2 separate regions of the Homo sapiens genome follow, and region 1 is linked to region 2. Evidence: chromatin loops called from intact Hi-C (ENCODE). Cell type or tissue: Caco-2. All regions are shown on one strand. Links, peaks and the distances in the headings refer to the core of each region. The heading gives the core; the rest is flanking DNA. Region 1 has its middle 24 kb from the start of CLDN18. Region 2 overlaps CLDN18 (claudin 18).

What was found. Peaks named below come from ENCODE experiments on the same cell type or tissue, not always from the same donor. Only the 100,000 strongest peaks of a DNase experiment are listed, where the experiment ranks them.
Region 1: it touches region 2 in a loop (2.7-fold over the local background); 2 of 110 quality-filtered maps call a loop at or near these places.

What each region holds. Positions count from the first base shown.
Region 1 is chr3:137,977,889-137,994,729 of GRCh38, forward strand. No RefSeq gene overlaps it. Among named protein-coding and RNA genes, the nearest start is that of CLDN18, 24 kb to the right of the region's middle. RefSeq lists an enhancer at 11,000-11,129. In Caco-2, for the core only: no CTCF peak of the experiment used is centred there; a DNase peak (open chromatin) is centred at 10,443.
Region 2 is chr3:138,030,193-138,047,033 of GRCh38, forward strand. It overlaps CLDN18 (claudin 18), which reads left to right. Exons shown (of 5, transcript NM_016369.4): 5 at 778-3,457. The coding sequence ends at 949. It overlaps LOC105374128 (a long non-coding RNA gene), which reads right to left. Exons shown (of 2, transcript XR_001740930.2): 2 at 14,081-16,841. Among named protein-coding and RNA genes, the nearest start is that of CLDN18, 28 kb to the left of the region's middle. RefSeq lists an enhancer at 16,831-16,841. In Caco-2, for the core only: no CTCF peak of the experiment used is centred there; no DNase peak of the experiment used is centred there.

The DNA.
Region 1 (16,841 bases), core at 5,898-13,897, 50 kb before region 2:
GGTTCAAGCGATTCTTCTGCCTCAGCCTCCCAAGTAGCTGGGATTACAGGTGCAAGCCACCACGCCTGGCTAATTTTTGTATTTTTAGTAGAGATAGGGTTTCACTCTCTTGGCCAGGCTGGTCTCGAACTCCTAACCTCAAGTGATCCACCTGTCTAAGCCTCCCAAAGTGCTGAGATTACAAGCATAAGCCACTGTGCCTGGCCTGTCATTGATATTTTGATCGGGGTTGCATTGAATCTGTAGATTGCTTTGCATAGTATAAACATTTTAACAATATTGATTCTTCCAATCCATGAACATGGAATATCTTTTTATTTTTTGGCATCTTCAATTTCTTTCATCAGTGTTTTATAGTTTTTATTATAGAGATCTTTCACTTCTTTGATTAAGTTAATTCCTAGGTATGTAATTTTATTTGTGGCTATTGTAAATTGGATTTTTTTTAAATTTCTTTTTCTGCGGCCACCACCACTAGGACTTTACTGGGTCAGACATGAAGCCAGCACAACACTGGGTCTCACCCAAGGCCTGCTGTAACCACTCCCTGCCTATGACCTATGTTGACTCAAGACCCTGGGGCTCTACAATCAGCAGGTGGCAAAGCCAGCCAGACTTGTATCCTTCCCTTCAGGGTGGTGAGTTCCTCCAGGCCCCAGGCATGTCCAGATGTGCTGTCTGGGAGCCAGTGACTAGAGTCAAAAACCTTAGAAGTCTACCTGATGTTCTATTATACTGCAGCTGAGCTGGCACTCAGACCACAAGATGCAGTCCTTCACATTCTCCCCTTCCCTTTCCAAAGGCAGAGGAACCTCACCCCATGGCCACTGCCACCACAGGCCCACAGGGAGTACTGCCAGACTACCATCAATGTTCTCTTAAGGCCCAAGGACTCTTCAGTCAGTTTGTGATGAATGCTTCCTGGCCTGGGACTCGCCCTTCAGGGTAGTGGGCTCCCCTCTGGCCCAGGACAGGTCCGGAAATGTCATCTAAGAACCAAGTCCTGGAATCAGGGCCCCCAAGAGCCTGCTTTGTGCTCTACCCACCTGTGGCCAAGCTGGCACTTAAGGTGCAAGACAAGATCCCCTTGCATTTCCCTCCACTTTTCTCAAGTGGAAGGAGTCTCACCCCATAGCCACCACATCTGGGAATTGTGCTGAGCCTCACCTGAAACCAGCAAGTCTCATGAGATTCAACCAAGGTCCTCAAGGTAGTACCTGGGCATTGCTCCTGGTTATACAGTGCCCAAAGGCTCTTCAGTTAGCAGGTGATGAATCCTGCCAGGACTGGGTCCTTCCCTTTAAGATAGCAGGTTTCTTTCTGGTCCAACATGTGTCCAGAAATGTCTGAGGACTAAGGCCTGAAAAGGGGGTCTCACAACTCTGTCCAGTGCCCTAAACTGCTGTGGCTGAGCTGGTATCCAAGATGCAAGACAGTCCTCCCCAAGCTTCCCTTTTCTCTCCTCAAGCAGAGGGTAAAAGTCTCTTTTGAAGCTGTGAGCTGCTCAGCCTGGATGAGGGGAAAAATGATGCCAGCATTCCCTTAGCTGCCCCAGCTGGTGTCTCAGGAGGTCATACCCCTGCAACCCCAGTCCACTGGCTCTGGGTGCAGTTCAGCACTCAGACTCACCCAGGAGTTCCAGTCTGTGGGGCCTAGACTGCCTTTCAAGTTTATTCAGAGACCTGGAGTACTTTAGCCCTTGGAGGCGAGGCTTGGAGGAACTCAAGTCTGGACTACAGGGATCAACAATTGTCCTCTGGCAAGGACTGGTTTAAATGCTCCCTCCATGGGTGGGTGTCAGCTGAGTTTGGTCCAGTTTTGTTTTCTGTTATCAAAGGGCAGCACTGAGTTCAATGCCTCACAAATACTGTAGTCTCACTTCCCTGGAGTCCAGAGACACTCTTCACACCACACTGCCACTGCTGGGGGATAGAGGAGGGGTAGCATTGGTGATTCAAGACTGTTTTTCCAGGGGTGGTTCCAAGATGGCCAAATAGGAACAGTTCCAGTCTACAGCTCCCAGCGTGAGTGATGCAGAAGACCAGTGATTTCTGCATTTCCAACTGAGGTACTTGGTTCATCTCACTGCGGCTTGTCAGACAGTGGGTGCAGTGCACCGAGTGTGAGCCGAAGCAGGGCGAGGCATCGCCTCACCCGGGAAGCACAGGGGGCCAGGGAATTCCCTTTCATAGCCAAGCAAAGCTGTGACAGATGGCACCTGGAAAATCGGGTCACTCCCACCCTAATACTGCACTTTTCCAATGGTCTTAGCAAATGGCACACCAGGAGATTATATCCCGTACATGGCTTGGAAGGTGCCACACCCACGGAGCCTCGTTCATTGCTAGCACAGCAGTCTGAGATCGAACTGCAAGGTGGCAGTGAGGCTGGGGGAGGGGTGCCCACCATTGCTGAGGCTTGAGTAGGTAAACAAAGCGGCCAAGAGCTCTAACTGGGTGGAGCTCACTGCAGCTCAAGGAGGCCTACCTGCCTCTGTAGACTCCACCTCTGGGGGCAGGGCATAGGCAAACAAAAGGCAGCAGAAACCTCTGCAGACTTAAATGTCCCTGTCTGACAGCTTTGAAGAGAGTAGTGGTTCTCCTAGCACAGAGTTTGAGATCTGAGAACAGACAGACTGCCTCCTCAAGTGGGTCCCTGTCCCCTGAGTAGCCAATGTGGGAGGCACCCCCCAGTAGGGGCAAACTGACACCTCACAAAGCCAGGTAACCCTCTGAGACGAAACCTCCAGAGGAACGATCAGACAGCAACATTTGCTGTTCAGCAATACTTGCTGTTCTGCAGCCTCCACTGCGGATACCCAGGCAAACAGGGTCTGGAGTGGACCTCCAGTAAACTCCAACAGACCTGCAGCTGAGGGTCCTGACTGTTAAAAGGACAACTAACAAACAGAAAGGACATCCACACCAAAACCCCATCTGTACGTCACCATCATCAAAGACCAAAGGTAGATAAAACCACAAAGCTGGGGAAAAAACAGAGCAGAGAAACTGAAAATTCTAAAAATCAGAGCGCCTCTCTTTCTCCAAAGGAAGACAGCTCCTCACCAGCAACGGAACAAAGCTGGACGGAGAATGATTTTGACGAGTTGAGAGAAGAAGGCTTCAGATGATCAAACTCCTCTGAGCTAAAGGAGAAAGTTCAAACCTATCGCAAAGAAGTTAAAAACCTTGAAAAAAAATTAGACGAATGGCTAACTAGAATAACCAATGCAGAGAAGTCCTTAAAGGGCCTGATGGAGCTGAAAACCATGGCATGAGAACTACATGACAAATGCACAAGCTTCAGTAGCTGATTCGATCAACTGGAAGAAAGGGTATCAGTGATTGAAGATCAAATGAATGAAATGAAGTGAGAAGAGAAGTTTAGAGAAAAAAGAATAAAAAGAAATGAACAAAGCCTCCAAGGAATGTGGGACTACATGAAAAGACCAAATCTACATCTGATTGGTGTACCTGAAAGTGACAAGGAGAATGGAACCAAGTTGGAAAACACTCTGCAGGATATTATCCAGGAGAACTTCCCCAACCTAGCAAGGCAGGCCAACATTCAAATTCAGGAAATACAGAGAACGCCACAAAGATACTCCTCGAGAGGAGCAACTCCAAGACACATAACTGTCAGATTCACCAAAGATGAAATGAAGAAAAAAGTGTTAAGGGCAGCCAGAGAGAAAGGTCGGGTTACCCACAAAGGGAAGCCCATCAGACTAACAGCTGATCTCTCAGCAGAAACTCTACAAGCCAGAAGAGAGTGGGGGCCAATATTCAACATTCTTAAAGAAAAGAATTTTCTATCCAGAATTTCATATCCAGCCAAACTAAGCTTCATAAGTGAAGGAGAAATAAAATCCTTTACAAACAAGCAAATGCTGAGAGATTTTGTCACCACCAGGCCTGCCCTACAAGAGCTCCTGAAGGAAGCACTAAACATGGAAAGGAACAACCAGTACCAGCCACTGCAAAAACATGCCAAATTGTAAAGACCACTGAGGCTAGGAAGAAACTGCATCAACTAACGAACAAAATAACCAGCTAACATCATAATGACAGATCAAATTCACACATAACAATATCAACCTTAAATGTAAATGGGCTAAATGCTCCAATTAAAAGACACAGACTAGCAAATTGGATAAACAGTCAAGACCCATCAGTGTGCTGTATTCAGGAAACCCATCTCACATGCAGAGACACACGTAAGCTCAAAATAAAGGGATGGAGGAAGATCTACCAAGCAAATGGAAAACAAAAAAAGGCAGGGGTTGCAATCCTAGTCTCTGATAAAACAGACTTTAAACCAACAAAGATCAAAAGAGACAAAGAAGGCCATGACATAATGATAAAGGGATCAATTCAACAAGAAGAGCTAACTATCCTGAATATATATACACCCAATACAGGAGCACCCAGATTCATAAAGCAAATCCTTAGTGACCTACAAAGAGACTTAGACTCCCACACAATAATAATGGGAGACTTTAACACCCCACTGTCAACATTAGACAGATCAATGAGAGAAAGTTAACAAGGATATTCAGGAATTGAACTCAGCTCTGCACCAAGTGGACCTAACAGACATCTACAGAACTCTCCATCCCAAATCAACAGAATATACATTCTTCTCAGCACCACACCGCACCTATTCCAAAATTGACCACGTAGTTGGAAGTAAAGCACTCCTCAGCAAATGTAAAAGGACAGAAATTGTAACAAACTGTCTCTCAGACCACAGTGCAATCAAACTAGAACTCAGGATTAAGAAACACACTCAAAACCACTCAACTACGTGGAAACTGAACAACCTGCTCCTGAATGACTACTGGGTACATAACAAAATGAAGGCACAGATAAAGATGTTCTTTGAAACCAACGAGAACAAAGACACAACATACCAGAATCTCTGGGACACATTTAAAGCAGTGGGTAGAGGGAAATTTATGGCACTAAATGGCCACAAGAGAAAGCAGTAAAGATCTAAAATTGACACCCTAACATCACAATTAAAAGAACTAGAAAAGCAAGAGCAAATACATTCAAAAGCTAGCAGAAGGCAAGAAATAACTAAGATCAGAGCAGAACTGAAGGAGATAGAGACACAAAAAAACCTTCAAAAAATCAATGAATCCAGGAGCTGGTTTTTTGAAAAGATCAACAAAATTGATAGACCGCTAGCAAGACTAATAAAGAAGAAAAGAGAGAAGAATCAAATAGATGTAATAAAAAATGATAAAGGGGGTATCACCACCAATCCCACAGAAATACAAATTACCATCAGAGAATACTATAAACACCTCTATGCAAATAAACTAGAAAATCTAGAAGAAATGGATACATTCCTCGACACATACACCCACCCAAGACTAAACCAGGAAGAAGTTGAATCTCTTAATAGACCAACAACAGGCTCTGAAATTGAGACAATAATTAATACCTTACCAACCAAAAAGAGTCCAGGACCAGAAGGATTCACAGCCGAATTCTACCAGAGGTACAACGAGGAGCTGGTACCATTCCTTCTGAAACTATTCCAATCAATAGAAAAAGAGGGAATCCTCCCTAACTCATTTTATGAGGCCAGCATCATCCTGATACCAAAGCCTGGCAGAGACACAACAAAAAAAGAGAATTTTAGACCAATATCCCTGATGAACATCATGCAAAAATCCTCAATAAAATACTGTCAAACCCAATCCAGCAGCACATCAAAAAGCCTATCCACCATGATCAAGTGGGCTTCATCCCTAGGATGCAAGGCTGGTTCAACATATGCAAATCAATAAACGTAATCCAGCATATAAACAGAACCAAAGACAAAAACCACATGATTAGCTCAATAGATGCAGAAAAGGCCTTCAACAAAATTCAACAGCTTCATGCTAAAAACTCTCAATAAATTAGGTATTGGTGGGACATATCTCAAAATAATAAGAGCTATTTATGACAAACCCACAGCCAATATCATACTGAATGGGCAAAACTGGAAGTATTCCCTTTGAAAACTGGCACAAGACAGAGATGCCCTCTCTCACCACTCCTATTCAACATGGTGTTGGAAGTTCTGGCCAGGGCAATCAGGCAGGAGAAAGAAATAAAGGGTATTCAATTAGGAAAAGAGGAAGTCAAATTGTCCCTGTTTGCAGATGACATGATTGTATATCTAGAAAACCCCATCGTCTCAGCCCAAAATCTCCTTAAGCTGATAAGCAACTTCAGCAAAGTCTCAGGATACAAAATCAATGTGCAAACATCACAAGCATTCTTATACACCAATAACAGAAAAACAGAGAGCCAAATCATGAGAAAACTCCCATTCACAATTGCTTCAAAGAGAATAAAATACCCAGGAATCCAACTTACAAGGGATGTGAAGGACCTCTTCAAGGGGAACTACAAACCACTGCTCAACGAAATAAAAGAGAACACAAACAAATGGAAGAACATTCCATGTTCATGGATAGGAAGAATCAATATTGTGAAAATGGCCATACTGCCCAAGGTAATTTATAGATTCAATGCCATCCCCATCAAGCTACCAATGACTTTCTTCATAGAATTGGAAAAAACTACTTTAAAGTTCATATGGAACCAAGTCAATCCTAAGCCAAAAGAACAAAGCTGGAGACATCACGCTACCTGACTTCAAACTATACAAGGCTACAGTAACAAAAACAGCATGCTACTGGTACCAAAACAGAGATGTAGACCAATGGAACAGAACAGAGCCCTCAGAAATAATACCACACATCTACAACTATCTGAGCTTTGACAAACCTGACAAAAACAAGAAATGGGGAAAGGATTCCCTATTTAACAAATGGTGCTGGGAAAACTGGCTAGCCATATGTAGAAAGCTGAACCTGGATCCCTTCCTTACACCTTATACAAAAATTAATTCAAGATGGATTAAAGACTTACATGTTAGACCTAAAACCATAAAAACCCTAGAAGAAAACCTAGGCAATACCATTCAGGACATAGGCATGGGCAAGGACTTCATGTCTAAAACACCAAAAGCAATGGCAACAAAAGCCAAAATTGACAAATGGGATCTCATTAAACTAAAGAGCTTCTGCACAGCAAAAGAAACTACCATCAGAGTGAACAGGCAACCTACAGAATGAGAGAAAATTTTTGTAATCTAATCATCTGACAAAGGGCTAATATCCAGAATCTACAAAGAACTCAGACAAATTTACAAGAAAAAAACAAACAACCCCATCAAAAAGTGGGCGAAGGATATGAACAGACACTTCTCAAAAGAAGACATTTATGCAGCCAACAGACACATGAAAAAATGCTCATCATCACTGGACATCAGAGAAATGCAAATCAAAACCACAATGAGATATCATCTCACACCAGTTAGAATGGCAATCATTAAAAAGTCAGGAAACAACAGGTACTGGAGAGGATGTGGAGAAATAGGAACACTTTTACACTGTTGGTGGGACTGTAAACTCGTTCAACCATTGTGGAAGACAGTGTGGCAATTCCTCAGGGATCTAGAACTAGAAATACCATTTGACCCAGCCGTCCCATTACTGGGTATATACCCAAAGGAACATAAATCATGCTGCTATAAAGACACATGCACACGTATGTTTATTGCGGCACTACTCACAATAGCAAAGACTTGGAACCAACCCAAATGCCCAACAATGATAGACTGGATTAAGAAAATATGGCACATATACACCATGGAATACTATGCAGCCATAAAAAATGATGAGTTCATGTCCTTTGTAGGGACATGGATGAATCTGGAAACCATCATTCTCAGCAAACTATCGCAAGGACAAAAAACCAGACACCATATGTTCTCACTCATAGGTGGGAATTGAACAATGAGGACACAGGAAGGGGAACATCACACACCGGGGCCTGTTGTGGGGTTGGGGGAGTGGGGAGGGATAGCATTAGGAGATATACCTAATGTAAATGATGAGTTAATGGGTGCAGCACACCAACATGGCACATGTATACATATGTAACAAACCTGCATGTTGTGCACCTGTACCCTAGAACTTAAAGTATAATAAAATATGTATATATATACATATATATGTATATATATACACACATATATGTATATATATATACACACGTATATATATATACACATATATATGTATATATATATACACGTGTGTATATATATATATATATACACATATATATATATATGTATATATAGACTGTTTTTCCTACCTGTTCAATGCCTCTTTCAGTGATATAAAGTTAAAACCAGGTACTGGGGTGTTTGCCTTCCTTTTGGTTCTTATGAAGGTCATTTTTTTGTGTAGATAGTTGTTAAACTGGTGTCCTTGTGGGGTGGGGAGAGGATCGGTGGAGACTTCTATTCCACCATCTTGCTCTGCTCCCTCTAATAATTTAATTGTCTGTTTCCTGCCTCTCAACTGTGGGCTTCCTGAGAGCCAATACCATGTCTGTATTTTTCTCCATTGAATCCCCACCACTTTGCAAAATTATTACAATGCTTACTAATCTTTTGAATAAGTGAATGTTTTAGTAAACATACTTCCATATAAATTGTACCTAATCTCTCAGTACCTCACTTTCTTTACCTGTAAAGTTGGAATATTTAGAATGCCCATCTCATAGGGTTGTTATGAAGATTCAATCGAGCTATGCCTCTGAAGTTCTTGAATAATGTCTGGTACGGTGTAAGTACTCAATAAATGTCAGCGGCCGTTATTATTATTTCTTCACATTTAGATGATCTGTGTGAATTTGCATTGTGTAAATTGAGGAAGAAGCTGGATGTGAGATCTGGGTACACATGGTATGTAACAGGGACAGGTGCAAGGAAGCAGGATCTCAGAGGCAGAGATGATGAGAACCAAGCTGCTCAGGAAACTGCAGAAATCTTGAGTGGGACTTTGGAGATCCATGAGCTATAGAATGAGTGATAGAACTATCTTATCTAGATCTTAAGAGGCCAAGTGCTCTGGGTAACCAAGTATGTACATAGACATGCATAGCCACATTCAGGAGAACAAGTCTTTCTTTAGGCATAGAGCAGTTTCATTTCAAACTGAGAAAAAAAAATTTTTATACTCCATTTACTTCTTCTTACCAAACAAATAAACATATTCTGCAGAGATACAACTCTGACTCAAGCATACACCAAAAAAAAAAAGAGAGAGAGAGAGTTCCTTACACATCAGTACACTTGGATTATAAGTATACAAACATCTACGTTATGGTTGGGTATAACAATGCATTTTCTCCCCAAATAGCAAGTGGGTATGTATTTTATATATGTGTAATTATAGTGTGTTAGTTACGGTGGTGCCCAGAACAAAATTCAGCTTATGCTGAAGGACTATTACAGCATATATCTCTAGTGAAATTAAAAATTGCTTACAACTTAAATGCTAGGTTTTTTTCTACTTCTTCCCATCAAGATTTCAAAAATCAAAGATTCTAATTTTTCAAAAAGTAAACACTGGTAAAAACCTAAATAAACAGTGGGAGAAAGGTTAAATAAATATGATACATCTACATGATAACATATTAAAATTTATGCTTGCAATGGGTTTTAATGAAGAAAATATTTTTGACAAATATAAAGTTAAATGAAAAAACATAATAAAATGTGTATGTGCAGTCTGATCCCAAATATGTAAAATGTATGTATTCAGGGAAAGAAGACAAGAGGTAAATAAAGACAAAATGTTAACAATAGTATCTCTTACAGGAATCTATGCTTTGTTGGCTTGAGGAATATTTTTCCTTTTATTTATTTATTATTAGAACTTGCTTTTTTAGAACAGTTTTACGTTCACAGCAAAACTGAGAGGAAGGTAGACATATTTTCCATATACACTGTGCTCCTATATCCTACACATTAAGAGCCTCTCCCATTATCAACATCCCCCACAGAGTGGTACATTTCTTGCTATTGACAAACCTTCATTGACACATCATTATCATCCACAGTGCATAGTTTACTTTAGGGTTTACTCTTGGTGTTGTGCACTCTATGAGTCTGGACACATGTATAATGACAAATGTGTAATATATCCACCATCATAGCATCATACAGTGGTTTCACTGCCCTAAAAACCCCCTGTGCTCCACCTATTCATCCCTCCTTTGGGTTTTTTTGTAAATTTTTTATTCTCTCACTTTTATATTACCGTTTATATTACTTTTGTGAAAATAAAAAAATAAACATAGTAACTTAAAGAAAACCTTTGTGAAAGAAAATGCAGGTTGGAGTCTTAGTTGTCCTCATGACTCAAAAACCCTTTGAGTAAGTTTTTAGCTCCCCTGAATAAAAGCACCTAAAGGTGAACCTGCAGTTGATGTGTTGAACATTGGGAGGTGGCAGGAAGGCGAGCAGGCCTACAGCTAGTCAAACAGAAACCAGCCCTCCCTACCTTGTTTGCTCTCTTGTCTCACCCTCCTCGTGATTCCTGAGAGCAGGAAACAGAGTCCGCTCCTGATACTGAAAGCAGCTTAGATAAAGCATGTGTGGTGGGTAAATGAAAACCTCTATGGCCATCAGCCCTAACACTTCCCACACGGGGGATTTCCTCCCATCTTAGTGTCATCACAAAGTTATTATACACATTAACTAGAGGTGATTTAATTTTATATTTTAAAAAAAAATTTTGAGACAGGGTCTTGCTCTATTGACCTGGCTGGAGTGCAGTGGTGCCATATTCACAGTTCATTGCAGCCTCGACCTCCTGGGCTCAAGTGATCCTCCCACCTCAGCCACCCAAGTAGCTAGAACTACAGGCACACGCCACCATGCCCAGCTATTTTTGTATTCTTTTGTAGAGATGGGGTTTTGGCATGTTGTCCAGGCTGGTCTCAAACTCCTGAGCTCAAGCAATTAGCTCACTTTGGCCACCCAAAAAGCTGGGATTACAGGTGTGAGCTACCGCGCCTGGCCTAAAAAAAAATGTCTATGTACCCTAAGAAGTCAGAGGGGAAATGCCTCCTCCATTCATGCATTTAAACACTTTGGTTTGGAAAACACAGTCCCTCTATGGGACCTTTACTACGAATGTTTTGAAGCACCACTGCCTGAAACTCAGGGGTTTTCTGGGACCTGGGACTTTCAGTCACATAACCAGGACAGTCCTGAGCAAATCAGGATGACTGGTCACCCTAGTGCTGTTATCAAGTGACTCAAAAAGCTAACACTGAGCCACAGTGCCCTGTGACCTATAAGCCTATCAGAATCAGTGCAAGATTCTCCCTTGAGATTTACGGGTTTCCCTCTTTCCAATCTCACGTAAGCCCTTCCCACACTGTACTCTGCAATTGAGCACAAGCCGTCAGTCATCACTGTATGACTATGGGGTGTACCTCATATGAACAATAGGTAAATCACAAGCCAGCCTCATGCTGCTCACTTAGCTGGGTCCACATAAGCCAGATCCACTCCAACCAGAGTTTCTAGCTCCCTTTCTCTCCATAAGCTCCACCTCAATGAGCACTCACCAGTTCTTTTAATCACCCTACTTATTCCCCCAGCCCCAAGCTACACATCCTTTCTTCTCTTCTTTTTGCTCCGTTTCAGCTTACTGCATTCTTTTTCCCTCTTTTCTCTTTGGTCCTAAGAAACTCATGCCACTCTCTCTTTGAGCCCCATGTCTGTGCCTTAGCCTCATGGCGCTATTCCTTTCCCCAAAGCCATCAGCCCTCCTACTTGCCAGTCTCCCTCTCTCAAGTTGCTCACACCTCATTTGGCCAACAATCTCTAAACAGGGAGTGTACACAGCCCAGGAAAATAATCCACAGGAAGATAATCTCAAAACTTCTATTTATAATCATTTTTGTATTGTCCTCATTTAATTTTCATGTCAGGGTATGTTTTATAATGTATCTAATACATAAAATATATTAGCACATATACAGTCATGTGTCACTTAACGATGGGGATACATTCTAAGAAATGCATCATTAGGTGACTTTGTTGTTGTGTGAACATCACAGAGTCAACTTACACAAACCTGTATGGTATAACCTACTACACACCTAGGCCATATGGTATAGCCTATTGCTCCTAGGCTACAAACCTGTACAGTATGTTACTGTAATGAATACTGTAATCAGTGTAACACAATGGTAAGTATTTATGTGTCTAAACATATCTAAACATAAAAAGGTACAGTAAAAATATGATATAAAAGATTTTTTTTAATGCTGCACCTGGATAGGGCATTTACCATGGATAGAGCTTACAGGACTGTAAGTTGCCCCGGGTGAGTTAGTGAATGAGTGGGAAGTGAATGTGAAGGCCTAGGACATTACTGTAGACCACTATAGACTTTACAAACACCATACACTTAGGCTACACTAGATTTATTTTTTCAAATTTTTTCTTCAATAATAAATTAATCTGAGCTTACTGTAACATTTTTACTTTATAAGCTTTTTAATTATTTTTAACTTTTGGACTCTTGTAATACTACTTAGGTTAAGACACAAACACATTTTGTACAGCTGCATAAATTTTTTTTTATATATTAATTTTTCCTTTTTTTTTACTTTTTAAACATTTAAAAAAAGAATTAAGACACACACGCATTAGCATAGGCCTACATAGGGTCAGAATAATCAATATCATTGTCTTTCACTTCCACATCTTGTCCCACTGGAAGGTCTTCAGGAGCAATAACACTCATGGAGCTGTCATTTCCTGTGATAACAATATAGCCTTCTGGAATTCCTCCTGAAGTACCTGCCTGGGGCTGTTTTACAGTGAACTATTTGTAGTAAGTAGAAGGAGTACACCCCAACAATAAAAAGCATAGTATAGTAAATATGTAAGAGTAGTAACATAGTCATTTATTTTCACTATCAAGTAGTATGTATTGTTTGTATATAATCGTTATGTGCTGTATACTCTTATATGACTGGCAGTGCAGTAGCTTTGTTTACACCAGTATCACCATAAACACGCAAGTAATGCATTATGCTATGATGTTATGATGGCTGCAATGTCACTAGGCAATAAAAGTTTTTCAGCTCTATTATTATCTCTAGGGCCTACCATCATAAGTGCAGTTCATCATTAACCAAAACGTTGTTATTCAATGCATGACTGTATACCATTTATAAATAATTACACATATCTGAGGACAAAAATTGTACCTTAATAATTTCCATAGCCCCAGCCCTTAGTGCATTACCTGACTCAACAATTGCTTTTTAGACAAATACATTCATGAATTAATCAAACGAATCTCATGCAATCAATCAATCAACCAATGTTCCTTAGTCCTTGTCCACAGAACATTCTAAATGAGCCACTTGTGAGTTCATAGTCATGGTCCTTAGGGACTTTTCATTGCTTTTCTTCTCTTCTGTCCCTGATGTGAATGACTTTTCACCAGACACCCTGTCCCCACTTCTACCCACCTCAGTTCCTGCACCCTCAGTCAGATCATCTGGAGTCCTCAAGATCTTCTCTCTTTGCCTGTCTACATATTCTCCCAAATTCAGCATCTTTCCTCAAGATCACCTGGACCTCAAAAGTCACACTTCTGGCCCCCCTATCCTGGCATTGCTCCTCCTCAACAAACTTATTAGCAAGCATCTCACCAGCTGAAGGTCAGCTACTAACCCTGCAACTCCAAGCATCTGCACCCATGCTGGTTCATGGACTATGTTGGTCCATGATGATGGTTTCCTTATGTGAAAAGAAATTAGATAAAAAATGAGGACAATGTTAAACATAGATACAAATGATATATATCATTTATATATTATATATATCATCATACATATATCATTTGTACCTATGTTTAACATAGGTACAAATATATATATTATAATATATATTTTATATATATCTTACCTGTTGAAGACTGTCCTTTATTCTGAGATTGTGGTTTTCTATCATTTCACATTAAAATATTATTTATCTTATAAATGATGTGATATGGTCATTAGTTATTGTCCTTACTTAACAAAATAATGATTTGCCAGTCCTCTTTGAGTCCTGGAATCCTTTATATAAAATTTACTCATTTATAAAATCCAAAAGTCTAGGGATTGCCAAACCACCAGCAAACAGACAATGTTTTGTTTGATTTGTTTTTAAGGTGGAGAGAGAAGTTGATTCCCAGGGTAAAATATAAATAATTCAGAAGAGGTTGCAGACGAAGCCTTCCTGATCATGCCTTAGCACATCTCTTTCCTACTGGCATATTTTAGAGATGTGAGAGCACATGAGGACCTGGGGCAATGAGCATCCATGAGGAGGAAAGTTCTCAGAAAAAGACAGACAGATGAGGGTCGGGGAGCCTGAAGATCATGTGTGGTGTCATCACACCCTTGCCAAAGGCTGATTCTGTCTTAGAATTCTTGTCCTAGAAAGGCCTCCTGTATCTCAGGGTACATCTTAACATAGACATGTGCTGGCAACTGGGAAAACATGGTATTATGGATAATGTTCATAGTTTTGTTGCATCTTGCTTTATGTCAATGGAAGCAATGTTTGAGTTTACCAACCAAAACCCTGCTTGGCAAACAAACAGATCTATTTCGTGTCTAGCCTGAGAAAATACATATTGTTTAAATTCTTTCCAAATATGCCTGAATTTATGAACTGCTTTTAGGTGTATTTTTTATCGAAAATCCATATGCTATTAGTCACTCAAACTGGGGCTCAAAAATATAGCAAGAACTAGGAAGCCAGTGAATAATACTGGGCATATTTTGGTTTGCCATGCTTTCTGGCTTTAGAATGGAACCTTGAGTCTGCAAATTGGGGAGGGTGCTTGAGCCATTTATACCTCCTGTCTACAGTCAAGGGAGTGATGTCTTGTTACTCCCACAAGCCAAACCAAGTGGAAATGAGTCACTACTTAGCTGAATGCTGTCCTTAGAACGCCCACCTTAGGCTGAAACTCGGAGTTCAATGGTCGTTTTTCTGAGTTATATCTGACCCATGAGCTTATGACAAGAACATTCCGAGTTTCCCCTCAAGAATCTGGGATGGGCATTTTTTTCTGGAAAGAGCAGGTGGGCTCTCTCTTCTGGAAAATTGAATTTTTTTTCAGAGCCCACACTTAGTGCTAGAGACCTCTGAACATAGTGGTATTTAGACTGTTATTTTTCAAACTGTTCCTATACTGTAGGTGAGAAATATTCTCTATGTGCCTGGGAATAAGATCAGTAAAATGGGGCAAATAAAATCCCTCAACACCGTTAGAGTTAGCACAGACACTTAGATTGTTTCTGCATCTTGGCTATTATAAACAGTGCTGCAATGAACATGAGTGCACAGATATCTCTTTGAGGTTCTGATTTCATTTCCTTTGCGTATATATCCAGAAGAGGGACTTCTGGATCTTATGGTAGCTCTATTTTTAATTTTTTTGAGGAAACTCCAGAATGGGTTTCCGGGATGGGTGTAACAATTTACATTCCCACCAACAGCGTACAATAATTTCATTTTCTCCACATCCTCGCCAACACTTACTATCTTTTATCTTTTTGACAATAGTCTTCCTAACAAATGTGAGGTGATATTTTATTATTGCTTTGATTTGAATATCCCTGATGATAATGATGTTGAGCACTTTTTCATATATCTGTTGTCAGTTTGTATGTCTTCTTTAGGAAAATGTCTATTCAGGTCATTTGCCCATTTTTTAAATCCAGTTGTTTTTTTATTTGCTATTAAGTTGTGTGAGTCCCTATATATCTTTTATATTAACCCCTTATCAGCTATACTGTCTGCAAATATTTTCCCCTAATCTAGGTTGTCTTTTCATTTTGTTAATTGTTTGCGTTGCTGTGCAGAAGCAAATGTAGTCCCACTTGGCTATTTTTAGCTTGATGTAGTCCCACTTGGCTATTTTTCCTACTGTCGCCTGAGCTTTTGGTGTCATATAAAAAGAAAATTATCAAGATGAAAGTCAACAAGCTTTTTCCTGATGTTTTCTTTAAGGAGTTTTATGGCTTCAGGCCCTACATTTAAGTCTTTAATCCAATTTGAACTTATTTTTGTATATGGTATAAGGTAAGGGCCCAATTCTATTCTTTTGTATGTGAATATCCAGTTATCCCAACACAATTTACTACCCTTTCTTTTTTGTGTATTTTTGATGCCCTTGTCAAAAATTAGTTGACTGTATATTGCTTGGAATTATTTCTGTCCTCCATATTTTGTTCCACTGGTCTATGTGTCTGTTTTTATGTCTGTACCATACTGTTTTGATTACTATAGTTTTGTAATATAATTTGAAGTCAGGAAGTGTGATGTCTCCAACTGTGTTCTTCTTCCTCAAGATTGCTTTGGCTCTTTAGGGTCTTTTGTGGTTTCATACAAATTTTAGAATATTTTTTCATTTCTGTGAAAAATGGCACTGGAGTTTGATAGGGGTTATGCTGAATCTGTGTATCACTTTGAGTAGTACGGACATTTTAACAATATTAATTCTTCCAATCCATGAACAAGAGACATCTTTCCATTTATTTGTGTCTTCGATTTCTTTCATTGATGTTTTAGAGTTTTCAGGCTACAGATCTCTCACCTCCTTGGTTAAATTTACTCCAAAATATTTTATTCTTTTTGATGCTATTACAAACGGTATTTTTTTTCTTGATTTCCTTTTTGGATAGATCATGATTGGTGTAAAAATGCACAACTAACTTTTGTGTTTCTTTTGTATCCTGCAACATTACTGAATTCATTTGTTAGTTTTAACAGGTTTTTTGTGGAGTCTTAAGGAGTTTATATATGGGATCATATTATCTGAAAACAGATCATTTTACCTCTTTCTTTCCAAATTGGATGTATTTTGCTTCTTTTCCTTGTCTGATTGC
Region 2 (16,841 bases), core at 3,349-11,348:
CCCCAGGGGATATCTGGCAACACGTGAAGACATTTTTAACTGTTACAATTTTGGGAGGGTGGGGGAAAGTGATACTGGCCTCTGGCGGGTAGAGGCCAGGGATGCTGCTGAACACCCTACAGTGCACAGAACTGTGCCACAGCAAAGAAGCATCTGTTCCAAAACGTCAACAGTGCTGCTGCTGAGAAACTCTGCTGTAACTTCCTAAATTGAACTGGTGTGGGGACAGCTGGATTCCAGTGTGGTTCTGCTACTGACCAGCCCTGTGACCTCCAGCAGGTTGTTTGCCCTCTCTGTGCCTCTATCACCTCATCCATGAAATGAGCAGCTTGAGGCAATGGGCTGAACGTAGGTACCCTCCAGCTCACAAATTCTATGATCCTTTGACGTAACAATGTTCCCCTGGACATTGTTTCTGGTTCAGCTGTATTTTTATTGATTGAAAGAGGGAACTCATTAGTTACCGAGGATTTGGGGATACCTCTCTCCACCATCCAAAAATGTCCATTTGGAATCACAATTATTTTATTCTCAGGAGATTTTGTTCTCGGCTCAGCAAAGCTCTAAAACAGTGCAAGAACTTCTGTTCCACTGCAGAGGCAGTAAAACCAGTGTACCAAAAACTAAGGTTACTAACTATCCTGGTTTGCCCCGGACTGATGGGTTTCCAGGGACACTGGACTTTCAGTGCCAAGACTGAGACAGTTTATGGTAAATAGGAGGTTGGTCCTACTAACAAAGACATCTACAATCATGGAATGTTTATTTTTCTTTCAGCTACAAAGCCGTTTCTTATCATGCCTCAGGCCACAGTGTTGCCTACAAGCCTGGAGGCTTCAAGGCCAGCACTGGCTTTGGGTCCAACACCAAAAACAAGAAGATATACGATGGAGGTGCCCGCACAGAGGACGAGGTACAATCTTATCCTTCCAAGCACGACTATGTGTAATGCTCTAAGACCTCTCAGCACGGGCGGAAGAAACTCCCGGAGAGCTCACCCAAAAAACAAGGAGATCCCATCTAGATTTCTTCTTGCTTTTGACTCACAGCTGGAAGTTAGAAAAGCCTCGATTTCATCTTTGGAGAGGCCAAATGGTCTTAGCCTCAGTCTCTGTCTCTAAATATTCCACCATAAAACAGCTGAGTTATTTATGAATTAGAGGCTATAGCTCACATTTTCAATCCTCTATTTCTTTTTTTAAATATAACTTTCTACTCTGATGAGAGAATGTGGTTTTAATCTCTCTCTCACATTTTGATGATTTAGACAGACTCCCCCTCTTCCTCCTAGTCAATAAACCCATTGATGATCTATTTCCCAGCTTATCCCCAAGAAAACTTTTGAAAGGAAAGAGTAGACCCAAAGATGTTATTTTCTGCTGTTTGAATTTTGTCTCCCCACCCCCAACTTGGCTAGTAATAAACACTTACTGAAGAAGAAGCAATAAGAGAAAGATATTTGTAATCTCTCCAGCCCATGATCTCGGTTTTCTTACACTGTGATCTTAAAAGTTACCAAACCAAAGTCATTTTCAGTTTGAGGCAACCAAACCTTTCTACTGCTGTTGACATCTTCTTATTACAGCAACACCATTCTAGGAGTTTCCTGAGCTCTCCACTGGAGTCCTCTTTCTGTCGCGGGTCAGAAATTGTCCCTAGATGAATGAGAAAATTATTTTTTTTAATTTAAGTCCTAAATATAGTTAAAATAAATAATGTTTTAGTAAAATGATACACTATCTCTGTGAAATAGCCTCACCCCTACATGTGGATAGAAGGAAATGAAAAAATAATTGCTTTGACATTGTCTATATGGTACTTTGTAAAGTCATGCTTAAGTACAAATTCCATGAAAAGCTCACTGATCCTAATTCTTTCCCTTTGAGGTCTCTATGGCTCTGATTGTACATGATAGTAAGTGTAAGCCATGTAAAAAGTAAATAATGTCTGGGCACAGTGGCTCACGCCTGTAATCCTAGCACTTTGGGAGGCTGAGGAGGAAGGATCACTTGAGCCCAGAAGTTCGAGACTAGCCTGGGCAACATGGAGAAGCCCTGTCTCTACAAAATACAGAGAGAAAAAATCAGCCAGTCATGGTGGCCTACACCTGTAGTCCCAGCATTCCGGGAGGCTGAGGTGGGAGGATCACTTGAGCCCAGGGAGGTTGGGGCTGCAGTGAGCCATGATCACACCACTGCACTCCAGCCAGGTGACATAGCGAGATCCTGTCTAAAAAAATAAAAAATAAATAATGGAACACAGCAAGTCCTAGGAAGTAGGTTAAAACTAATTCTTTAAAAAAAAAAAAAAGTTGAGCCTGAATTAAATGTAATGTTTCCAAGTGACAGGTATCCACATTTGCATGGTTACAAGCCACTGCCAGTTAGCAGTAGCACTTTCCTGGCACTGTGGTCGGTTTTGTTTTGTTTTGCTTTGTTTAGAGACGGGGTCTCACTTTCCAGGCTGGCCTCAAACTCCTGCACTCAAGCAATTCTTCTACCCTGGCCTCCCAAGTAGCTGGAATTACAGGTGTGCGCCATCACAACTAGCTGGTGGTCAGTTTTGTTACTCTGAGAGCTGTTCACTTCTCTGAATTCACCTAGAGTGGTTGGACCATCAGATGTTTGGGCAAAACTGAAAGCTCTTTGCAACCACACACCTTCCCTGAGCTTACATCACTGCCCTTTTGAGCAGAAAGTCTAAATTCCTTCCAAGACAGTAGAATTCCATCCCAGTACCAAAGCCAGATAGGCCCCCTAGGAAACTGAGGTAAGAGCAGTCTCTAAAAACTACCCACAGCAGCATTGGTGCAGGGGAACTTGGCCATTAGGTTATTATTTGAGAGGAAAGTCCTCACATCAATAGTACATATGAAAGTGACCTCCAAGGGGATTGGTGAATACTCATAAGGATCTTCAGGCTGAACAGACTATGTCTGGGGAAAGAACGGATTATGCCCCATTAAATAACAAGTTGTGTTCAAGAGTCAGAGCAGTGAGCTCAGAGGCCCTTCTCACTGAGACAGCAACATTTAAACCAAACCAGAGGAAGTATTTGTGGAACTCACTGCCTCAGTTTGGGTAAAGGATGAGCAGACAAGTCAACTAAAGAAAAAAGAAAAGCAAGGAGGAGGGTTGAGCAATCTAGAGCATGGAGTTTGTTAAGTGCTCTCTGGATTTGAGTTGAAGAGCATCCATTTGAGTTGAAGGCCACAGGGCACAATGAGCTCTCCCTTCTACCACCAGAAAGTCCCTGGTCAGGTCTCAGGTAGTGCGGTGTGGCTCAGCTGGGTTTTTAATTAGCGCATTCTCTATCCAACATTTAATTGTTTGAAAGCCTCCATATAGTTAGATTGTGCTTTGTAATTTTGTTGTTGTTGCTCTATCTTATTGTATATGCATTGAGTATTAACCTGAATGTTTTGTTACTTAAATATTAAAAACACTGTTATCCTACAGTTGAATAGCTTCTGCTCTTTTTTCATATGTTTTGGGAAGTGGAGGTGGGAAGTCCCAGCACCTCAACGCTGGATGCTTCTTCATGGGAGTTTTTCTGCTTTCAGAATCCATTTCTGCTCAACAGCAGCCTAGCTACCTAGAGCTAGGTGTCGTTCCAGACCAGTTTGTGGTTTCTGCAAGTTGGGAAGCCTTAATGAAGAGGAGTTCCCAGAGCAACCAGGCATGCAGCATGGGGTCCAAGGATCCAGTTTAGCCTGTCTGACCCTAAGCGCACAAGCCCGAAGTGTCTAATGTCATTGTCCTGTTTGTGGGCCAGTAAAACAAGAGAGCCAATGCCTGCCCTCTTGATGCTGCCAAGGTTGGGTTGACCAGCTCAATAAACTGAGGCTGTATCCAAGCTACAAAAGCAGCATAAGCTATATAGTCAGAACAACCCAACCTCAAATCCAGGTCATACTACTTTGCAGCTATGTTAGCTTGAACAAAGCCCTTAAACTTTCTGAGTCTCCATTTCCTTATCTGTAAAATAGGGATGATAAGAATAATGGAATAATACAAGTAAAGGACCCACTTAAGTGACAGTAAACCAAGCTTCACAACTTTAAGACAAAGAGGGCAATGCTTATGTAACTGGGGTATCTGAGGTCAGGGTTGGCTTCAGACACAGCTGAATCAAGGGTTATGATTAAGACTCTATTTTTCTCTGCCCATATCTCAGTTCTGCTGTCTTCTCTGTTGGTTTGCTTCTCAAGAAGATTGTGAGTTGTTGTGTTGGCTGCTTATATTTCTAGCCATAAAGCCATGTTTCAGCTATGGGAAACCTAGCCAAAGGGAGGCATCTCTTTCCTTCTATGCATAGGAGAAAAACCCTAACAAAATACATTAGATTATTTGAGTAATGTACCCATCCCTAAACCTCTTCCTATAGCCAGAGCAGTGGTATCTAGTTTGATGAAGCCTGGGTCCCCCAGTCAAAACATGGAGATTTGTCATATGCCATGAAGACTTGTATTCTGAGGAGCCGGGGTCCTTAGAAATCAGGTAAACTCATTGCTTTGCCTCATTTTTTTCTTCTTTTGGATGAAACTGAACTCCAGAGAAAGCTTCAGAGATATAACTTCTGAGCTTCTCTGACTAGTTACCAAACAGTATGTAGTACAGAAAGGAAGGATCTGAGAGATTACTCTGGTTCTCAAAGAAAGCTGATAATTAAAACCTAAAAATTAAAAAAAAAGACAAAAACAAAACACTTTACATTCAGTTTTAAACAAGTGAGATTACAAAAGTCATCAGTAGAAAACTGTCCTTGGTTATGTAATTTTGAGCTATTCAAATTTAAATTTTCTAAAATTTAGGGGCATTTTGAAGTCTCCTTGTACAAAGACAGAAATGGACTAACCAAGCCATGGAATACAGGCTCAAAATATGACTCAGCATTGTTACTCATAAAAATCCCTGGGAGTCCCCAGTTCTCTTACCTTTTACTTAGGTAGTATTCAGCCCTCTCCTGCCTCCACGGGACATTATCCAGGGTTGACTACTGCAACAGCCACAATTTTTGCCAAAATGCCTGATATCTCTGAGTTGATGTGTTCCACTGGAGAGAGCACTGGGCTTGGAATCAAAAACCTGGATTTCTGGTTCTGACTGCATTGCCAACCAATTATGTGACCTTCAGGATTGATTACAATGATTCACTAACATATTTTCATTATCTAACTTCTGTACTGAGTCCTCATAATAATCAGTACTGTGCCTAGTGCTTTATATACTTTAACCCTCCAACAACGCTGATCTCGCCCCACTAGTGGCCCAACACTCTAAATACTCAAGGATCACACACACACTCACGCTCATATATACACATTTACCACACAGTCGGTTCAATTTTCAGAGCCTCATCAGGGACCAACACTTCTTTGACTTTTCTAGCCTCAGAATGGCTTTTGAACAATTCCATTCCTTCAGCTAAAGTCAGGCTGATTTTTCATACTTCCCAACCCACAGCTAGAAAGGGAAGGGGGTATTCTCTTCATAATAGCCCAAATAAACGTGAAATGCGCATGTGAGGCCCTTAAGAGATGATGATAAGCAAAAAGTTTCTTGTGGTTTAATATTCACTATGTAAGATATTATAATATATTGTAGAGACAAAATGTCACTAAAATGCTTTAAATATGTCCAAATTCTATTCTGGAGTAAGGGTATTTAATTTAGATACCCCAAAATCATCTATCAGCGATGGTTTCTAGTATCCACACCACCACAATATTCAACACTAAATGCAGCTACTCCCTAATAACCAAATAAAATGAAATCTCAGTCACCCCTGCCACAGTGGGTAGCTAAAAGAAAGCATAGACTTCTTCTTCTTCAGAGAAACTTCAAGGAGTGGGTGGGTCCTACTTGCAGACCAAGGATCATACCAATTCCTTACATAGAAAACATTATATTTTGTCCTATCTTTTAACTTAGATTTTTAGGGTAACATAAAGGTAGAATTATATGTAATACGGAAGAAAGCTGGAAATATTTCTTCTTTAATCCAGCAATGCTCCTTCTTTAAATTTCTCCTAAGGAAATAATCATAAATACTTATGCTCAAAGGTATGTATCAATTGTTTAAAATAATGTAACTGGATCAACTTAAAAACCTAATGAGGGAAAGGTTTCTAATAGTCTTTATATATAAGTAAACTATTATATAGTCACTAACATTATTATATTTTTCTAACATTAATTCTATTAAACGGTGCATTGAAAAACACCCTGGTAAGAAATATATTCCAAAATATTTTAAGTAGTTGCTTTTGATTGGAGATATAATGATGATACTTTTTTCATTTGTACTTTACAGTAGTTTGCAAATTTTCTTCAATGAGAATAGCTTTATTTTATATCTAGAGAAAAAAAAACTAAAAACTGAAGAATTAAAAAATAGAAAACAACACCCAGACATGAAGTCCACAGGAGCAGATATAGCTCATTACCTGGAGACATGACCATCTCAGGCAGCTTGGAAGGAGGAAGTTATTAAGTCATGGCTGAGTAGAGTTCTCTGTTCACTCTGAACCAATAAATTAAAACGGTCATGAGCCCAGAAACTGATCTCACACTATTTTGCTTTAGCTTTTCTTCCCCTTTAGAGACTCTTTGGCAATTGGCAATCATTTCACCATTTACTCACCTCTGAAGACAGGAAAGCCGAGGCCCATACCTCTGTTGTGAACAAGGACCAGAAAGGAGAAATGACATGCTCAAGGCCTTTGCACAGGCATATCAGGGGAGCCAGAACAAAGACGAGAGTCCATACCAGGTTAGCCTCTTGCTTGCTCCACAAGAACACACAGACCTCATCTCCTCCCAACCACTGGCCTTCTCAGTATCCAACTCCTTTTCCTGACTAGAAGGGCCATCCAGAAAGAGCAGGATGGGCTTGCTTCAGGATGGGTGGCCTAATGTTGGCAGGTGGTCTGAGCCAACCAGATCCACCTGTGTGGGGAAATGTCCAGAACAGACCCTGAGTCCCCAGATATTTAACACCTGGAACTCATCAGACCTGCATCTGATAAGGAAGGGGCTCTGTATGAGCTATGCACAGAGCAGCCTATCTCTAAAGAAGACTTTTGGGTCCTTGATGAATTTTTCAAGGTTTCTAAAAGATAATCTCAACCATGTGTTATCACTGGATTCTACTCAGAGATGTTAGACATCAGGGAAAATTCAGCAGCTATTGTTTTTTAGTTGGACACAGCAAAGCTTCAGAAACCCAGTTACTTAGTCATTTTCTGTTTCTTATCACAGAATACCTGAAACTGGGTAATTTATAAAGAAATGAAATATATTTTTTACAATTCTGAAGGCTGGGAAGTCCAGGGTCAAGGGGCTGCATCTGGTGAGGCCCTTCTTGCTGATGGGGAGGGATCTCTGCAGAGTCCCAAAGGAGTTCAGGGCATCATGTGGTGAGGGAGCTAAATGTGCTAGCTCAAGTCTCTCTTCTTCTTCTTATAAAGCTACCAGTACCACTTCTGTGATAACCCACTAATCCATTAACTCACTGATCTCTTAATCTATGAATGGATTAATCTATTCATGAGAGTGAAGTTCTCATGACCCAATCACCTCTTAAAGGCCCCACTCCTCATTATTTCCACATTGGGAATTAGGTTTCAACATGAGTTTTGGAGGGGACAAACATTCAAACCATAATACCCAGGCTTACGTAAAAATGAAGAAAACAAAATAAACTTTTTCTCCTTGAAAAGACATTAGGAAAAAAGAGAAAAGCATTTATGGCAGAAAAAAATCTCTCTGAGCCATTAAAAAATACAGATGATTATTAATGTTAATATTGCTGTCATTATCATTATCATTATCGAGAATCTACAATGTCACAGACATAGTTTCAGGCCCTTTTCTTACACTATTTCCAACCCTCAAAATAGCCCCCATGAGACAGGTATTATTATCCCCAGCTCACAGGTGAAGAAACCAAGGCTCAGGGAGGCTAAGTATCTTGTCCAAGTAAGGTGACCAACCATCCCAGTTTGTCCAGGACTGTCCCAGGTTCAGCACTGAAAGTCCTGTGTTCCAGAAAACCACTCAGCCTGAACAAACCGGGACAGCTATGCCAAGTCTACATAGCTAATAAATAGAAAAGCGTGGATTCCAACCAGGTTTGTCTGACTCCACACCTCACTTTGTTTCCAATATGCCATAGAAAATCCCATTAAATGGGCAAAATAAATTCATAACTACATTTTTTTAAATGGAAGGAAGAAAAAAAGGGAGAGAGAGAGACAGAAAAGGAAGAAGAAAAACACAAATGAGAAAAATAAAGAAAGATAGGGAGAAACTCATATAAATCTAGTTTAAAGAAAAAAATATTTGCCAATGAAGCCAAGAAGCGTAATACTTAATTTATTGTAAATTTTTAATTTTTAACACTCAAATTTTAAATAATGCCCAATAAGAGCCTGTCTCTGTAACTAGTGCATAGACAGATGGCAGAGATGGGGGAGGACATTGGGCTACCCAGTACCTCAGCCTCTGCAAAGCTCTCAGTGGGTTCTGTGATGTATGTGCACTCTTAAGGGCTTCCAGGCTAAAGAGGACTCTGGTGTGATGCCACCCAGAAGGGAAAGGAAAGCCCCAGCACTCCCAAGGTGGACTGTCCGTAGGAGAAATACCTGTTCCCTCCAGTGGTGGCAGCTACACAAACATTACAAGGTTGGGTGTGGACCAGGGCTCACTTCATCCCAGCAGCCATCTTAGGCTAGAGCTTCCCCAGCAGCATCTGGGATCTGAGTCAGTTTCCATCAGCACTGAGAGGTTTCCCATTCCTTTCTCATCTCAAGTGGAACTAGATGTGACCTGCTCACTCTGGTTTCGAGTTTTTGACCAGTCCAAGCTTTCCCTGTTATCAAAGCTGCCGCCCTTAGCCCTTGTTGACAATGAAAAGCTTATTTATTTTGTTCGACAGGCCAACTTGAATTTCCCCAAAGAATGTTTTAAAAGGTAAAATATCAAACATATTAAGCATGTAGGACTTTGCCACCCATACTTATTGCCCAGAGGAGGGAGGTTGCCATGGCAATGCCTCTGGTAAGGAGGATGAAGTCTGGCTGAAGGGTGAATAAAGTATCACAGTGGGGCACAGGCTGCCCCACCAGGCAGCAAGCCCCTTATGATACTGGAAGTGTTTGCCCAAGTCTTAAGAATTAAGTCATAATTAAGAGAGAGAAAGAAAAACAAAAATGTCCAGCTGCAAAAAAAAAAAAAAAAAAAAAAAATGTTGAGGGGTGGAGGAGTCAGAATGTAGATAGAGATATTTTAAAAGTCAGCAGTGAATGAATGTGACTATGTCTTCCTATGACAGCTGGCAGAGCCCACCCACCAGTAGCTTTTGTGCAGACAGGCCACACCCCATCCATCTGCAGAAAGGTACAGCCAATGGAGCAGAGAGAACCCAATAAGGAATTCACTGGAGGGTTGGCATCAAATGACCTTCATGGCCTCTTTGGTAACACACCAAAACTCCACAGAAATTAACACAAAAACTAGGCAGGAGGAACTCAGCTTCCAGTATGGCTTAGTAAGCTCCCACCAGGCTAACCCTCCTGCAGATAACAAATATAAACTCTGTACAAAATACAAAAAGTAACTACTTGAAGCCACTAGAGGGTGAACAAAGACAGACATATTCTGAAGGGTAGCTGACATTTAAAAGAGAGGAAAGGTATAAAGCAAATTTCCGTTTTTGAGGCTTCTGGCCCAAGGACAAGCCAAAGTCAGGTGGCATGAAGTACCTAAAATCTGTTAGAAAATCTGCAGTTTTTCTGGCCTGAAGAACCATGAGACAGAGTTCAGGGCAACTATAGCCACTATAAGGTGAGCAAAGAGTCTTAGAAAAAAGAGACTCAGAGGGAGAAGATCCAAGTTTTCTATAAAAACCCCTCCCTGGGTCTCTAGTTAAATCCTAAGCCATGCAAGTATAGGGCTGACTACAAACAGCTGACTTAGGATCCAAAGCTGAATGGAGACTTGAGATGTCCCCAAGACACAAAGTTTGCTGTATGAGTAGAAGCAAATTAATTGTCTTCTCCAGCAAACAAAAAAAAAATCAATACTCTTTGGAAGACTATAATAGCATCTAGAGTCTCTGAAACATAATACTCACAATATCCAGGACGCAATCCAAAACTATCTGACATGTGCATGACGTGACCTATTTTTAAGAGAAAAGGTGATCAATGGAGACCTGACCCCAAGATAACCCAGATACTGGAATTAGCAGATGAGGATTTGTAAAGCAACTATTGTAACTATGCTCAAATACATAAAAGAAAATATGCTAATAATGACTAAAAAGACAAGAAATCTCACAGAGAAATAGAAACTATTCTTGAAAACAGAACTTCTGAAACTAAAAATACAAAATCTGAAATTTAAAAATGTATGAACTTAGCAAAGTGGAGATTACAGAGGAAATCATCAGTTAACTTGAAGATAGGTCATTAGAATTTATCCAAAAATAGAGAAAAAAAGTTTTAGCAAAAACAGAACCTCAGGTACTTGCAGGATAATATCAAAAGAGAAATAATTGAGGCCAGAAGACAGTGGTATTTTTAGGGGCTGACCGAAAAAAAAAATGTACAAATACACTTCAAGAATGAAGGCAAAATACAGTTTGCAGATAAAAGGAAACCATGAAGATTCATTGCCAGAAAATCTTCACTATAAAAAAAATGCTAAAAGAGTTCTTCAATCTGAGGGAAAATGATACTAGATGAAAACTAGGATCTGCAGGAAGACATAAAGAGCATCAGAAATAGACCTTGTTGAATAGGACACTGGATATCACTAGATGTAATGCAAGACTCAAAGCCTGAGAATTTGAGGCAGTCAGGCACTGCACCTCACCTTCCACCATCACAGCGGCTCTGGGCAGCTGTCAGCGTTCCTACTGCCTCACATAACTGGGAGTATGAATCCACCTGTAGAAACACATATTGCCGTATGTACAAAGAGGAAAGACAGTAGAATTAAGTAGGTAACAGCAATAGGTAAGTCTTGGCAGTCTCTAAACCCAATACTAAAGCAGGAAAATCTTAACTTTGTAAACTGAATTGAAAAAATACTTTTGAAAATGTTACTTTGTACATATTTAACGTAGAGGTGAAAAGTTTCAGGATGAGAATTCCCTCACAAGCGCCAGATCTCAAAGGCATCTCTCAGCGGGTCTCCAAATAAGCAAAGCCAGTACCAATGACAAAGAATTCATCAATGGTCATTCTCTGAATGTCTTGCCTCATACTAGGAGGTAATATCATCTAAAAAAAAAAGATGACTTTCACTTCATATTTCTCACCAACCTATCAGTTTGTTAGAGATTTGTTTTTATGTTTTGATCTTTTGATGTGTGGTAACATTGAATATTTTGTGTGATATGTGTGTCTCTTTGCTGTGTGTTTATGGATGAATTGAGTATTGGTAAGAATAAAGGAAATTTCATAATCCTTGGTTCTCAATCAGAATGAGCTAAAAAGTGAGAAATTTCTAGACTCCTGGAAGAATAACAGCAAAAAATATAATTTTATGCCCAGTACATCAAGTTGATTGACTTAAATATCTGCTAAAATAACTTTTTCACACTAGGATGGTAACAGGGAAACTGTGTGTATATATGAAAGTTGTAAAGAGATAAGATTTTAAAAGAAATGAAATTAAGACTACTCTGTTTGCATTTAATCACCTAAAACCTATTTTTTAAAAGGATTACAGAGTTATCAATTAGTCATCATCATTGATGGCAAATAGTTCAACTCTAGTCTCCCTTCAGGCATATTTTCCTCCAGGATGTGAAAGAAAAATCTTTTCCAAAGCAGCTGTCTTTAGGCCAGATTCTCCCAAGGAAATTATTATGGCCCCTGCAGTGGACAATTTAATCCCAGAGCAGCTAGTGAGGGTACGGTTTGCAGAGTAGGATGGGATAGACAATGAGTGTAAAGACACTGTTGTGAGATCCTGTAGCTGACTGCCCTTCAGTTCTTCTGCTCTGCCCTGATTCATGTTTCAATGGAATGGAAGCTCCAAAAACAGGCTGAACATGAGTCACCTCCACTTACGTGCAACCCCTTAACATTCTTTTTTTCTTCATAGAAGCTAGCTTTTCTTTCTGTGACAGTAGAACTGGCACTTCAGTTATTGTTCTCCAAATTGGGTTTCATACATTTAATATATTTTCAAGATTCAGTTGTATTCACTTAGTCAACAGATATGTATTAAATATCTATTTTACAAAAACATGAAGAAACTTTGCTATTAAAATATAACATCTATGAACCATGTAGCAAATTTTTTAAAAATTAAAGAAATAAAGGAAAAAAACTAGCCTGCAGTAGGTGAAACTGTTGAGTCCCATAGTAGGCACTCCTTATGGATGCATCCACACCCCAGGACATGCACGAGCTCCCCATACAAAAACACCTCTCACTAAAGATAAGCTCACTATCAAGAATTAGAAAGCATGTGGAAAAAAACCATGATGAGAAAACCACCCAATGTAATAACCAAGAGAAATCTCATTTCAATATCTATAGCTAATAGAAAAATCTAACAGAGACTGTAAAATAAGCATATGTAAAATGTCCAAAAAAATAAAGAATGGTGTGGTGGGGGGATGGAGGAACATGTGGGATTTTAAAATAAACAAAATAAAAATGCTGGAAATCTAAAATACAGTCACTCATACAAGAAACACTGATAAGTTAAACAGTGGACTAGACATAGCAATAGTGACTGAGGAGAGCAAGTCAAAGACCCAATACGAGAAGGAAAGAGATACGATGACTGAAAAGGTTTTGGAGACACAACACACAGGATGGGGAACTTCACAACATGCATTTAATTCAGGTTCCAAGAAAGGAGAATAGTCAGAATAAGGAGAGGAAATGTCTCTAGACTTGAAGACATACGTTCTAGTATTGAAAACACTCTGTCTCCTGAGAAGTATTAAACCATGCTTAGCTACACTCTAGTGAAAATGGAGAATATCAACAATAAAAAGAACATCTTAAAATAAGAAAAAAATATGTATTACATATCCATGGCAATGAGACTGACATCAGTACCAAAAAAATGACAGAAGACTTTGTAATCATTTCTTCGAAGATCAGAAGGAAAACAACTGTCAAGCTAGAATTTTACACCAAGCTAAATCATCATTCCAAAGTAAGGGCAAGATAAAGAGTAGCAACAGCAACTATGATCAAAGCCTTCATGGGACCAGCATAGAAAATACTGGAAATTCCAGCTGTCATCATGCTCCAAATGTGTAAGCCACTCAGGATTCTCCTAGCAAAAAGGGGTCAGACCTAAGGAACTGGATATCCTGTTGACCTTATTAGGTGGGGAATCCCATACAAATGTCACTGAGGATTCTATCCAGACACTCAAGAGCAGGTGGGCCTTGAATAGCAGTCATCATCTTAGTTTTAGTGTTATTTACCCATCTGAAATGGCTTCATTAGTTTGAGAACTGCAAAGATACATACACTGGGTGGGAAGAGGGCCCAGATTAAATGTAAGCTGTGCTCACCCTAAGATGCATACATCTATGAATACCCTGGTCAAGTATTTTCATATGCAAGGAACAGAAAACCCACTCCAAGATTCTGGCTGTCCCTGCCAAATGCTTACTCATCAACTAACAATGGTTGCCCCACCCAGATCCAATTCTGTGTGAACTTCTAATTCAAGCTTCTACTACTGCCTAAGCAGAGTCTATGTTTCTCTTAGTTTAAATTCTCTCGAGAGAAAATCTGATTGACCACTAGCCAATGAAATGTCTGCCGCCCCTCTCTGAAGAGAGATCCCCTCTCTCAAGAGTCCACCTCTGATCCAATCAGCTCTTTCCCTGTGGAGCAAGAACTGTTGGCTTGCCTACTCAACATCCATTCCACCATCACTATCACTTTTTTCTTATTAATATTGTAAATCAACCCCTCCCTCCTATGGCACTATCCTCGGCTCAAGGGGTATATTCTGATTTGCCTAAGTCATGGTGTCCCATTCCCCTTACAAGTGAGTGGTTTAGGGGATGGAGCACATGACCCAGTTTCTTTTCATTTTTTAAGTCTTTATTTTTTTAAAGCAGTTTAAGCTTACAGCAAAATTGAAAGGAAGGTACAGAGATTCCTCACATACACACAGGTGCATAGACTCTCCCATTTTCAACATCCCCCACAGAGTGGTACCTTTGTTACAACTGATGAACCTACATTGACACATCATTATCACCCAGAGTTGACAGGATTCGCTCTTGTTGCTATACATTCTATGGGTTTCAACAAATGTGTGATGACACATATCCACCATTGTAGTATCATACAGAGTGGCTTCATTGCCATAAAAATCTTCTATGTTCTACCTTTCCCCCAACCCCTGGCAACCACTGATCTTTTTACTGTCTCCGTAGTTTTGCCTTTTCCAGAATGTCATATAGGTGGGATCATACCGTATGTAGCCTTTTCAGACTAGCTACTTCCAGTTCGTAATATGCATTTACGATTTCTTCATGTCTTTTCTTGGCTTGATAACTCATTTCTCTTTAGTACTGAATAGCATTCCATTGTCTGGATGTACTACAATTATTTATCCATTCACCTACTGAAGGACATCTTGGTTGCTTCCAAGTTTTGGCAGCTAAGAACAAATCTGCTATAAACATCTGTGTGTGGGATTTTGTGTGGAGGTAAGTTTTCAGTTCCTTTGTGTAAATACCAAGGAGCATGATGGCTACATCATATGGCAAGATTATGGTGAGTTTTGTAAGAGCACATGACCCAGTTTTGACTAGTGGTTCAAAAAGGAAAGATTCCAGCATTTCTTCATTGAAGGGAAAACTTCTTCGCTTTTAATGAAGAGACAACAAAAGAGGCAGCTCCATCCTTGGAAACATACATACACACATGTGCACACCTTCTTCCTCCATCTAAGCATTCGCATGACTACATGTGATACACTGGAATACTGCAGCCCAAAGATGAACCAACATGGATGAAGGCAGAACAAAAGGAGCCTGGGGAAATAGAGCCAGAGCTCTACTTTATGTTCCTCACCTGACAACACCCCGCCTCTGAACTTTTCATAATGTGTGGTTTCTTTTTTTTTTTTTTTTTTTTGAGTCAGAGTCTCGCTCTGCCACCCAGGCCGGAGTGCAGTGGCGTGATCTCGGCTCACTGCAACCTCCACCTTCCGGGTTCAAGCCATTCTTCTGCCTCAGCTTCCCAAGCAGCTGGGAATACAGGCACATGCCACCACATGCAGCTAATTTTTGTATTTTTAGTAGAGACGGGGTTTCGCCATGTTGGCCAGGCTGCTCTCAAACTCCTGACCTCAGGTGATCCACTCACCTCGGCCTCCCAAAGTGCTGGGATTACAGGCATGAGCCACTGCGCCCGGCCTTATGTGTGGTAAGTTTCTTTATTGCTTAAGTCAATTTCAGTTGGGATTTACTATTACTTAAAGCCAATGCATCTGAATCAAAACATGGACACCCAGGCCAGGCCTCTATTAAAGATCATGTGTAGGTCCAACTCCCACAGAAATATCCACTGTATCATGTGGGTTTTGTGGACTTGGAAAACATAAGGAATGAGCAACGTCCTGGGAAGTCCCATCTCGTGAGAAGAAAAGTGAAAAAGAACAAGTTTGAGTAGGGATGAGGGATACTTCTATTGTCCTCTAAGCTAGTGTGCATAGATTCATGTCTGAGTTCCAGGGCATACACATTGCAAAAAGTAGTTTAAAAAATTTATATATATATGTGGCTATTTCACTAAAATCTCTGTGGTGTAGTGAAAGGTGCTAGTAGCTTTGGTGCCATGACCTGGCCATGTCAGGAGACCAAAGGAAGCTTCCTGAGGAGGGAGTTTTTGAATATCAGGTACTAAATGCACACAAAAGTGTTCCTTTTTGGAGCCAGGGACAACAAATTGTTTGATCTTAAATGCCAACTCAGGCCAATCCCAACTGACTATGCTGAGAAGGACTCAGGAATGGAAGATTATCATGATCAAGTGGCAATGCCTGTCATAGGACTGACTGGGAACCAGCAGTACACATGCCACATGTTTGCCCTCTTGAATTCCTTTCTGAGATGGACCCCGGCCAAACACTCCCTGCATCAGTGAAGACGCATTCACTCTAACACCCCATGTTACATATTCAAAAATCTTACATTTTATTTTCTCTACTCTTAAGCAAGGATATACATACAAAAGTGCACTGTCTCTAACCAATCTAATCGTTGTTGAATAATCCCCCAAACCCAGGAGCTGTTCTTGTCACATTTATTGTCCCTTGTGCTTCAGGGTACTTGACAATCCTCAACTACTGCTGTTCCTTGAAGAGCAACAGCACTCCACCTAGTAAATTTTACTTCAGAATGTTAGTACTATTGTTATTTTTAGCATTATTTTTGTCTGTCTGCCTCATCCTAAAGATTGTAACCATGAGTAGCTTTGACATGCTTCAAAACTTCTTTTGTTCTTCCAGGGAGCTTTTGGAGAGGGTCCCACTTCATGATGTCCGTATGAAACAAGGTCATGGAGAATCCTTTGAATTTACTTCCACAAATATTTCTTTGAGTACCTATTTTGTGCCAGGTGCCACAACATGTATAAAGATGAATAAGGAAGAAAAGAGAAGGATCATTTGTCGAGATTCTGGTCTGCTATGCAATGTGCTGATGCCATTCTGGGGACTTGGAAGCATTCATCTCATTCCATTCCCATAACTACCTCCCAAAGCATCTTTATCACAGTTACAGCTGAGGAAACTGAGGCTTGGGGAGGTTACCTGACTTGCCCAGTCATTCAT